Linked DNA regions of Homo sapiens: region 2 is linked to region 1. Evidence: chromatin contacts called from ENCODE Hi-C or POLR2A ChIA-PET data. All regions are on one chromosome and are shown on one strand. The core of a region is the stretch at or near the end of the contact, and the rest is flanking DNA. Distances in the headings are between cores, read along the strand shown. Region 1 has its middle 40 kb from the start of EDNRB-AS1. Region 2 overlaps EDNRB-AS1 (EDNRB antisense RNA 1).

Region 1 (4,784 bases), core at 795-3,294:
TTCCTTCAGAATATAAGGCTCCTTCTCTTCAAATTTCACTCAGGGTTCAAGTCAAGCCCATGCTACAGAGTGCATGTTCTCTCTCGTTTCCCAGTGCCATTCTACTGAGTTCACACTTCCTCCCATACTTAAGTAGCCAACAGGGCTATTGTCCCTTCCTGGTAGTCCCAGAAACCAGAAAAAAATCACGCCAAGCTGAAGGCCTGTCACCTGTCCCTCCCGGAACCAAAGCATTGGGCTGTATTTGCAACCCACACCCCTCTAGACCTCTTCAGATTCTACATGTGTCTATCATCACCACCATACTGGCCTCTTTCTACCTATATTGGTCCCATATTAGACCTATATTGTTGACCGACAGCTTATCTATTATATCAAGTACCTTGTCGATCAACTCAAGGTCAAAAACAGCCTCAGCAGTTACTTGTGATTTAATTCATACACAAAGTTTTGTTGCATGTCAACTAGGTGTCAGTTGCCATGACAGATTCTAGAAAGAGGACATAGCCCTGGTCTTGAAGGGGCACAGTCTGTTGAGGGAGACAGACAAATCTATCAGCATCTACCATGTCAAGGTGCTATAAGACATAGTAGTCACAGCCAAGATATACCCGAAGAGGTATCAGGTGACTCTGGAAGTAGGGAATGGAGACAAGAAAAGGGTTGTGGGAAGAGCATTTTGAGCAGAGCAAGCAACAAATGCAGAGGACCAAAGGCAAGAGAAGGCAGATCAAGTGTCAACACTCTATAAGTAGCACATGGGTAAAAAGAAAAAATATGAAATTCACATAGGCAGCTCTACTCAACAGACTTCAGGCCCTTAAAAAATGGAGAAACATGGCCGGGTGCAGTGGCTCATGCCTGTAATCCTAGCACTTTGGGAGGCCAAGGCAGGTGGATCGCCTGAGGTCAGGAGTTTGAGACCAGCCTGGCCAACATGATGAAACCCCGTTTCTACTGGAAATACAAAAATTGGCCAGGCGTGGTGGCGGGCGCCTATGATCCCAGCTACTCGGGAGGCTGAGGTATGAGAATCGCCTGAACCTTGGGGGGCAGAAGTTGCAGTGAGCTGAGATCGTGCCACTGCACTCCAGCCTGGGCAAAAGAGTGAAACTCCGTCTCAAAAAAAAAAATGTGTAGGAACATGATACAGTCAACCCAATGTCTCCCAAAATATAATTATTTGAAGCAAATACACACTTAGGGCCAGTATTATAACCTGTGACAATAGGGACGTAAGTAAAACAAAGGGCAGGAAATTTGCTCTATGTCTAACTAGAGTATGTGGGACCCTCCTGACAATTTTCTGTTGATTAGTGACAGAGTGATGTCAACCCAGACCATGATTTTAGGGTGAGACTATGGTGGGTCCAGAACAGAGGTGGGAAGAACAGATTCAATATACTATATTTCCTTCTATAGTCACACTTAGATTTAAGCCTAGAAAGGCTTAACTGTCTAAGAACATCAGATTAGACAGCTTGATTTTGTTGTGTTTGTGGGTCAGCAAAAGCCTCTCTCAAGCACCTGAGAGTTTGAAGATAAGAGAACATGGTGAGTCATCTGCAGGGCAGCACTTCCTCTTGTGCACTGGTTAAGAGAGTCCTGTCTGTTCACAAAAGAGGCACTGAGGGAGCCACCAGTTGGCATATGCAGCAGGAAGTCAGGAAGTCAACATAGTGTGGAAATTAAGAGAGGGACTTTACAACAACTCTGAATTAGCAGAAAATATTTATGATTGTCATGTCCTCAGCCGCCATGGTTATTGGGCCCTACTTGGACCACCTATGCAAGACTATAAGCCAGAGAGGGACAGACAGGACAAAGGAAAAATGCAAGCAGAAAGAAGCAAGGAATAAAAGAATTCAACTAATTCTCTTGGGTCAGACAAAAAAAAATCATAGCACTTACGGTTTTGACAGGACTGATTCTCAATTGCCAAGCATAAACCAATGTTTGCTTAGATTAATACACTCTAAGTAATTTACTTACCGGAATTCCTAGTCACTAGAAAACTTCTGAGCACACTTAAGTTTCAAATATACCTAGAGCAGATGCTGCCCTCCTGAGGACTGTAGTGATATTGCTGATTGTCTTGTAATAATTTTAAATAAATTTTGAAGATTACCCAGGTGTGTACCCATTTGCATCTATAAGTTAGTCCATATTGATTTATTCAGAAAAAACTTTTTTGCATAAATATATTTTAGTGTTTTTTCTGTAAAGAAAAATGTTTCCAGATTACTAATTGAAACCTGTCTCCATTAAGACTGTTTTTCCTGTCATGAATCATAAAATCCATTTTGTGAAATCTATTTCGTGAGTCATAACCAGATTTTTTTAAAAAAAGATATAAAATAAAACAGAAAAGAAGAAGTAGAAAACATTAGAAGGGGTCCCACAGACCCTTAACATGACCTGTGTGTACCAGGATATGGTCATCGTGAAGTATAAGAAATGTAAGACTTGACTGATGGGATCATGTGAATGCATGCCTTAGCTAGGAAGTGGCATGTGATCCTTTCCTCACTAGTATCTCGTTTGATTTGCTGGCCTGTGATAGTTAATTCAACCATCAACATAATGGAACAGTGTGGTAGGCAGGATTCTAAGGTGGCTCCCAAGATCACTGCCTCTTAGTGTGCACGCTTTGTGTAACTCCCTCCTAAGTGCAGGCTGAACGGGTGCATGTGATAGAATTTGACTCCCATGATTGGGTTACTAATCTGCTGACTTTTTGATCAACCAAAATGGAGAGTATCCCGGTGGGCCAAATCTAAACGAGTCAGATTTATTTTATTTTATTTTATTTTATTATTATTATTTTATTTATTTATTTATTTTTTGAGACGGAGTCTCACTCTCGCCCAGGCTGGAGTGCAGTGGGACGATCTCGGCTCACTGCACCCTCCACCTCCTGGGTTCAAGCGATTCTCCTGCCTCAGCCTCCTGAGTAGATGGGACTACATGTGCACGCCACCACGCCTGGCTAATTTTTGTATTTTTTTAGTAGAGACGGAGTTTCACCACGTTGGCCAGGATGGTCTCAATCTCTTGATCTCGTGATCCATCCGCCTCAGCCTCCCAAAGTGCTGAGATTACAGGCGTGAGCCACTGAGCCTGGCCACAAGTCAGATTTCTAAAAGGCCTGGGTCTCTCCAGAAAGTTGTGAAGCGTTAAGAGGGCACGAGGGCCCGGCGCGGGGGCTCACGCCTGGAATCCCAGCACTTTGGGAGGCCGAGGCGGGCGGATCACGAGGTCAGGAGATCAAGACCACGGTGAAAACCCGTCTCTACTAAAAATACAAAAAATTAGCCGGGCGTGGTGGGGGGCGCCTGTAGTCCCAGCTACTCGGGAGGCTGAGGCAGGAGAATGGCGTCAACCTGGGAGGCAGAGCTTGCAGTGAGCTGAGATCGCGCCACTGCACTCCAGCCTGGGGGACAGAGTGAGACTCCGTCTCAAAAAAAAAAAAAAAAAAAAAAAGAGGGCATTAGGAGAGGCCACGGGAAAAAGTACCGTTGGTGATTGTTAGGACCTGAGCTGGACGCTGGGCTGACCCCCCACAGAACAAGGGCCTCAGCCCCACAGGTCAAGGAACTGAATTCTGCCAACAATAGGAATGAACTTGGAAGACGACCCCCAGCTTCAAAAAGGAAGGCAGCTCATCTGACATTTTGATTTCAGCCTTGTGACTCAAAGTAGAAAACCCTGTCCAGCCCAAACTGGACTTTTGGCCCACAGACACTGTAAGATCATAAATTTGTTGTTCTAAGCCCCTAAATTTGTGGTAACTTGTTATGCAGCCATAGAAAACGAATGCAATTAATGTTCCACAATGTAATTTTGTATTTTACAATTAACCGTGAAACAAAATGCAGCATAACTTTATCCTCTGCAAAAACGCTGAGACTTTCCACTAGTTTGAGTGATGAACTTTCAATATTTCTGCAGGATGCCTCTTTCAACATTTGCTAAGTTCTTGACAACTGTTACTTTTTCATTATAATAGTTCAATTATCTTTCAAAATGACTTTGTTATTAGAAGGAAAAAGAAAAATGACATGCAAAATACAAAGGCATGATCAAGTTCAAGTTTAACTGCTGGATCTAAAAGAGCAAATAGTATATTAAGAAAAGTGTTGACTCTACTCATGAAACTTTTAATTCATTTGAGCACCATCCCTAAAAAGGGCAAGATTTTATAATATTATATAATATTTGTTTTATTGATTATGCAATGTAATGACAGACCTAGGCATAATACTTTTTAAACTGTTCTTCAAATTAAAGCTTACACACTTCAAAATTGAGATATCTGAAAGTACAAAATATTGAACTTATTAATAAGTCCCTTGAATATTATTTAAAAAGAAAAATAGTGAAGCTTGGCACTGTTTCGTAGCTATTCTACAACAATTAGAAAGTCTCATATTAAAATAGGATTGACAGATTGATTATCTGATAAGCTTGACTACGTGGAAGAGAAGTGTTTTACAGAGTCATGCAGAATGTAAAAACCATACCTGCAAGCTCAAAGAAATCTAAGACTTTTTTGTTAAATGAAGCAGTTATTAACTCCAGGAAAATATGTGAAATCAATGAATGATGTTTTCACCAAAATCTTGTTTATATTGGGAAAGTGAAGGGAACTTCATACAAGAGAGCTATAGTAGACATGAGTACTGGCCACCAGTATTTCCAGGTCTCTCCTCCTTGCTGGACATAGGAGATTATGTTTCCTTGCTTCCTTTGCAGTCATGTGACTGGTGGTGGTAATAGACAGT
Region 2 (4,784 bases), core at 1,300-3,799, 54 kb before region 1:
TACTCCCCCACTAGGAACATCTGTATTAGAGTGTTAATAAACAAGAATAAATAGTTTATCTTGTTATGTGGCTAAAGTTTTGAGATTTGTATTTTACAGCAGCTAGTATTACTATAACTAATATGTGGAAGCTAAAAACATGTCACAGCAGCCAGCTGGGGCCTCAGACAGAGCTTCTTATTGTGTGGTGTCTTAGTAGATTCATCATAATATAGGTTTTAGCTCTCTATATCATGGGTCCAAAGTTGACTTTGCTCCGGTGACCTAAAACTTACATTAACCAAAATCACAGGAAATGAATTTGTAAACCTAAATGGCAATATGTTAATTTACCAAGACTTCTATACTTATCATGCTGTCTAGAGGACCCAGGACAACTATTCCTAGAGACATATTCACCGATCTTAGCTTTTGACCTTCTCCTTTTTCTCCTAGATTGTATATACAGCACAATCCTTATGTTAATATACTCATTTTAAATAGTCAAGTTATAGCACAAATGAGTAGATAAATAGTATACCATTATCTCCTTGCAAATATACCTCACTCAGTAGAGATTCTGAAATATTTTATTTTTGTACCATTTCTTAAGATGATTTACTTCACAAATGACTATATGAATTCACTTTAGGTAAATATTTGCTAATTTCCCACTAAAGGAGTGACCTTTTCCACCATACAGGGGCCACCTTGACTGTGACGAAGATAGATACATATGACCTAAGGGGTAGAAGAAAAGGAGTAGGAATGAAAAAAAAAAAAAAACAAGGTAGAACAATTAGGTATTAAAGGATAAAGAGCCCTGAAGAAAGATGCATACATCAAACTAAAAGGATATTTCCCATGATGTCAGCATCTAGATTTCTGGCCAAGACAAGTTAGGTTGTTGGATTATTTACAGAATCACTGCACTTATGTTTGTGATCCATAAACATTTTGCTATGTCATCCTGCATGCCTGAAGTAAATGAACTTCTAGAATGTACTTATGAAACACCTGCCTCCTAGGCTATCCTTCCCTCAGAGTCAAAACCTAGGTCAAAAGTGTCCTATCAAAAAGTAAAATTTCCTCTGCCGGGGATTAGAAGGACAGTTTTAAGTGGTCAGGTTTTTCAGGATATAAGAAAAAGAGAAACATTGAAGTAAAGAAAAATTGTTCTTAATATTAAATCTGTATGATTCCAAGAGAACAGAATGTATCTATTGCAAAGTTTGGAGTGTGCTTAAACTCAATTCAACATAAGAAGTATCTTACTACAAATCAAAGGTGGCAGACTGAAATATGTTTTAAATTTTATGTTTTTAGCAAAATTCTGTACAGGGACTCTCTTCTAGTCCACCATGATATGAAATACCTTGTTTACCGTTGTGTTGTCCTTCATTGTGTTTATCTGGTATACCAGATAAGATGTAAGCTCCCCAAGGCAAAAACTGCATTCTTCTTCCTTTATGCTTTCAACAGCCAAGGTTCTCCAGAATACAGTGTACAAGGAAGGTTAGCAAGACAGTCCATGAAAATGGAGAAATAATTATTAGAATTGTTATTAACAATCTCATTCTTCTGATTAACTATATTTTATAAAGCAACAGAATATCTTATTTGTAAAATATGTATTTAGAGACTACATGCACAAAACTTAATTAATAGGAGTGCATGACTAAAAATTATATAGACCACTACCTTACGGAAAATAGCATAAGAAATTTAAAACAATCATGAAAAGAATGTGCTGTCGGGGCAGTTGCCATGCTGATGGTGTGGCTGCAGAGAAAATGAAATGGATGCCCTGGCAATAGAATTCATTCTTTCATCAGCAATTATGCATTGGGTGCCTACCAAATGCCAAAGGCCTTTGCCACTGGAGAAGTGATTGGGTTGTTAGAAATAGAGTAAATAAAACAAATAGTAAAAATAGGTAAATCCATGACCATCCCCTCCCACACTTCAGGATTATCCTCCCTTTCCTTAATAGTGCTCTGATCCTTATCTTCAAGTAAGGATCCCTGAAAGAACCCAACCATTTCTGTGCAACTGAGAAACTACAAACTACACTATGATTATTTAGTGAATATGTATTAATATACTGAGCGTGAGATTGCCAATTGTGAAAAAAAAAGATGAATTAATTCAAATGATTCCAGTTTTGCTCAGGATCGTCAAGTACATATACTTTTCAAATACATGGACTAGGATCCCAAGAAACTAAATGTATATCCATATACATTTGTTGTGAGTGCCAAAAAATAATTTCTCACTATGCCCTAACAACCATCCTAACAGATACCTAATGAGCCCTGGATGCTAATCTCCTAAATAGATATAGACAAACAGCAAATTTGTTAACAAGATTAAAATTATAGTGATCCTTAAGTTTAATATACATGAGGGGAAATTCATAATTGGCAAGTTATAAACATAAGGCATCCATATGATTGGGAATAATGTGATGCAAAAAGGAAATATCTGATGCATGTTTGGTTTTTCTTTTCTATTTCTCCCCCTTTAAGAACATTCACATGCCTTGCTCAGTCACGTGATTTTCTGTCTTGCAGACATCTGGCTGAATACATCATGATGTTGTAATTCATGTTGTGTCTCTCAAGGCAATGTTTCTGTAAAATGCAATCCCTGTTTAAACAAAAATGACCTTCTCTCTCCCTAGTCAAATTAAGATCCAGAAAAATAGTTTGGAGTGTTATGGCTACCAGCATTTTCTATGTCTGTAAGAAAGAAACTTCAACAAGATTCAATCCTTCTTCGAAAGACCAACAATAGCCAAGGGAAGTCTATTTATATAAAGTTGACAATGAGAAAACATGTGGTTGAACTGATTCCTTAGAAAGTGGGGGAACAGGAATCAGCCAACCAGTCAAGCTCTTCTCCATGCACTCCAGATAGCCAATGAATAAGAACTCACCCCAGAAGAATATTGCCTTTCTTGGTTCACCAAGCTGCCAGAAACAGTTCCTGCTGTGAAGCACTAGACAAAGAGAAAATTTTGAATGTCACTGGCTTCCCTCCATCATTGTTTACTCAGTTTAACAGCAATTTTCAATACATTTTTCATTGCCCAATAATCTTCTGTTTAATTGCTAGACATAGGATCTCATCTGATTCAGATTTCTGTATTAAAATGTAAAGAGATTATAGTAATCCTATTAGGTGAAATAATTAAGAATTAAGCTATTGAATGTAAAGGAATGCACTAGTAAAAACATAAACCCATTTTTCAAAAATGATAAAATTTCAACATACCTCAGTGTATGTACATTGTATAAAACATTGAATGTATGTGATGAAAATAATATGATATAGAGTATATCCAAATTATTTAGTCTTAAACTTTCAGTGACAAATAAAAATCTCTAGTAGTCTAGCCACATAGTCTTGAAGAAAGGAAAAGAGGAAGCCTGCCAACTTAGGAACTGATTAAGTATTCAGCAGAGAATTTTCTGTGGCTCTGTCTAAAAGCCCTGTCAGTGCATTTAACTCTGGACAAAAGGTTGTTGAAATCACACAAAGGAGTTTCTCAATTCAAAGGCTATAGATGAAATAATATTCACATAGAAGCATGCCAGATCTTCAAAGTTTAATAATGGCCATGTCTATGCATTTTATAACTTTAATGTGTAAGCAGAGTAAGAACTTGATATAAAACAAGCATAAAGAAATCTCTTTAGGAATGAAATTTTTAGTGTTAATTTACACATTTATTTCAAGGCACACATTCAGGAAGAAGGCAAGCTTTAGTTCAGACACAAAGAAGAAATGTGATCAGGTTATTTTGCCCCAGTATAAAAATAGCGTCATTTGTATGAGGCCTAAAAAGTCTCATTGTGTGAAAAGTGACCAAAGACTCTTGTATCAGAACATTTGTATAATGAGATTGGAAGTTTAGTAGAACGGTCTGAAATCTTGCATTCAAAGTCACCATATATTAAAATTTGGATAAGGCCTAAGAAGTAAGCAAAATGACTCCATGTTCTTAATAGCTCTTTGATAAAACTTCTTTACGTTCATGGGCCAATGGGTACAATGGCTTCAGTCAATATTAACTCAACAATAGAGGGAAAAACAACAGGTCAGTTTGCCTCCTCTCGGCGGATGTAAATGCTGTGATCTTCTTGTTATGACTCTGTGCTCAATCTGTGGTAGAATCATAGAAGGTTCTCATTTAAAAGAACTCAGTGACATTTAAGACAGAGTTTGTCAAACTATGTTCTACACATTCCTCAGCTCCACAGGGAGGAGAGGGTTAAAATGAGAAGGAAGCCAGAAAAGCAGAACTTCAACCTCGTCTCTGGAAGACCAGACCGTCTCTTCTCCTATGGGTCTAAATATGGGGCTCCACGTAATAAGCCATTAAAATGAAGAAAAAGGGAAAGAAGGAGATGGAGGAGGGAGTGTCCAACTAATTGTTTTAATTGAAAATTATCTCATTGTTAGAGAAAATAAAACTAGAAACTTGGGGAAGCTAATTTCTCAAAATCACAATGCTAGGTCGAGGCAGAACCAAACCATGGATACGGGTCCTTTGCTCAAATTCTTCTCAATGAAGACTCTGTGATGAAGAGGCCACTTCCATTTAAAGGCAGCGACACTTAGAAAATCACAGGCATTAAAACTTAGAAGAGGTCACCTTATCCAACGTCCCAGCCAGCACAGCCATCCTTTCACAGCATCCATGACATTCAGCCTCCTCTCAGACATGGGAAGATCACCTCTTCATGAAACAGCAGATTCTTCAAGGGTAAGGACACTGCTAATCTAAAAGCATTTTTTGA

Evidence for each region. A loop is a pair of places that touch in the nucleus more often than their neighbours do. ChIA-PET counts read pairs that join two places held with the same protein, here RNA polymerase II (POLR2A). Pooled maps may share reads with other maps.
Region 2: a loop to region 1 is called in a map of posterior cingulate gyrus, with 2.2 times the contacts of the local background. The contact joins two enhancer-like sites. A Hi-C loop is called at or near these places in 3 of 168 maps with a recorded cell type or tissue (HL-60/S4, heart right ventricle and posterior cingulate gyrus) and 2 of 50 pooled maps. POLR2A ChIA-PET finds 5 or more read pairs at or near these places in 2 of 52 experiments (OCI-LY7 and WTC11).

The regions. Positions count from the first base shown.
Region 1 is chr13:77,776,916-77,781,699 of GRCh38, reverse strand. No RefSeq gene overlaps it. Among named protein-coding and RNA genes, the nearest start is that of EDNRB-AS1, 40 kb to the left of the region's middle. Within about 2 kb of position 2,044, at least 3 of the 41 ENCODE cell types and tissues checked have a DNase peak (open chromatin) inside an H3K27ac peak, as active enhancers do.
Region 2 is chr13:77,831,561-77,836,344 of GRCh38, reverse strand. It overlaps EDNRB-AS1 (EDNRB antisense RNA 1), which reads right to left. Exons shown (of 7, transcript NR_103853.1): 5 at 2,918-2,980; 6 at 1,355-2,612. Among named protein-coding and RNA genes, the nearest start is that of EDNRB-AS1, 15 kb to the right of the region's middle. RefSeq lists an enhancer at 2,766-4,352. Within about 2 kb of position 2,549, at least 2 of the 41 ENCODE cell types and tissues checked have a DNase peak (open chromatin) inside an H3K27ac peak, as active enhancers do.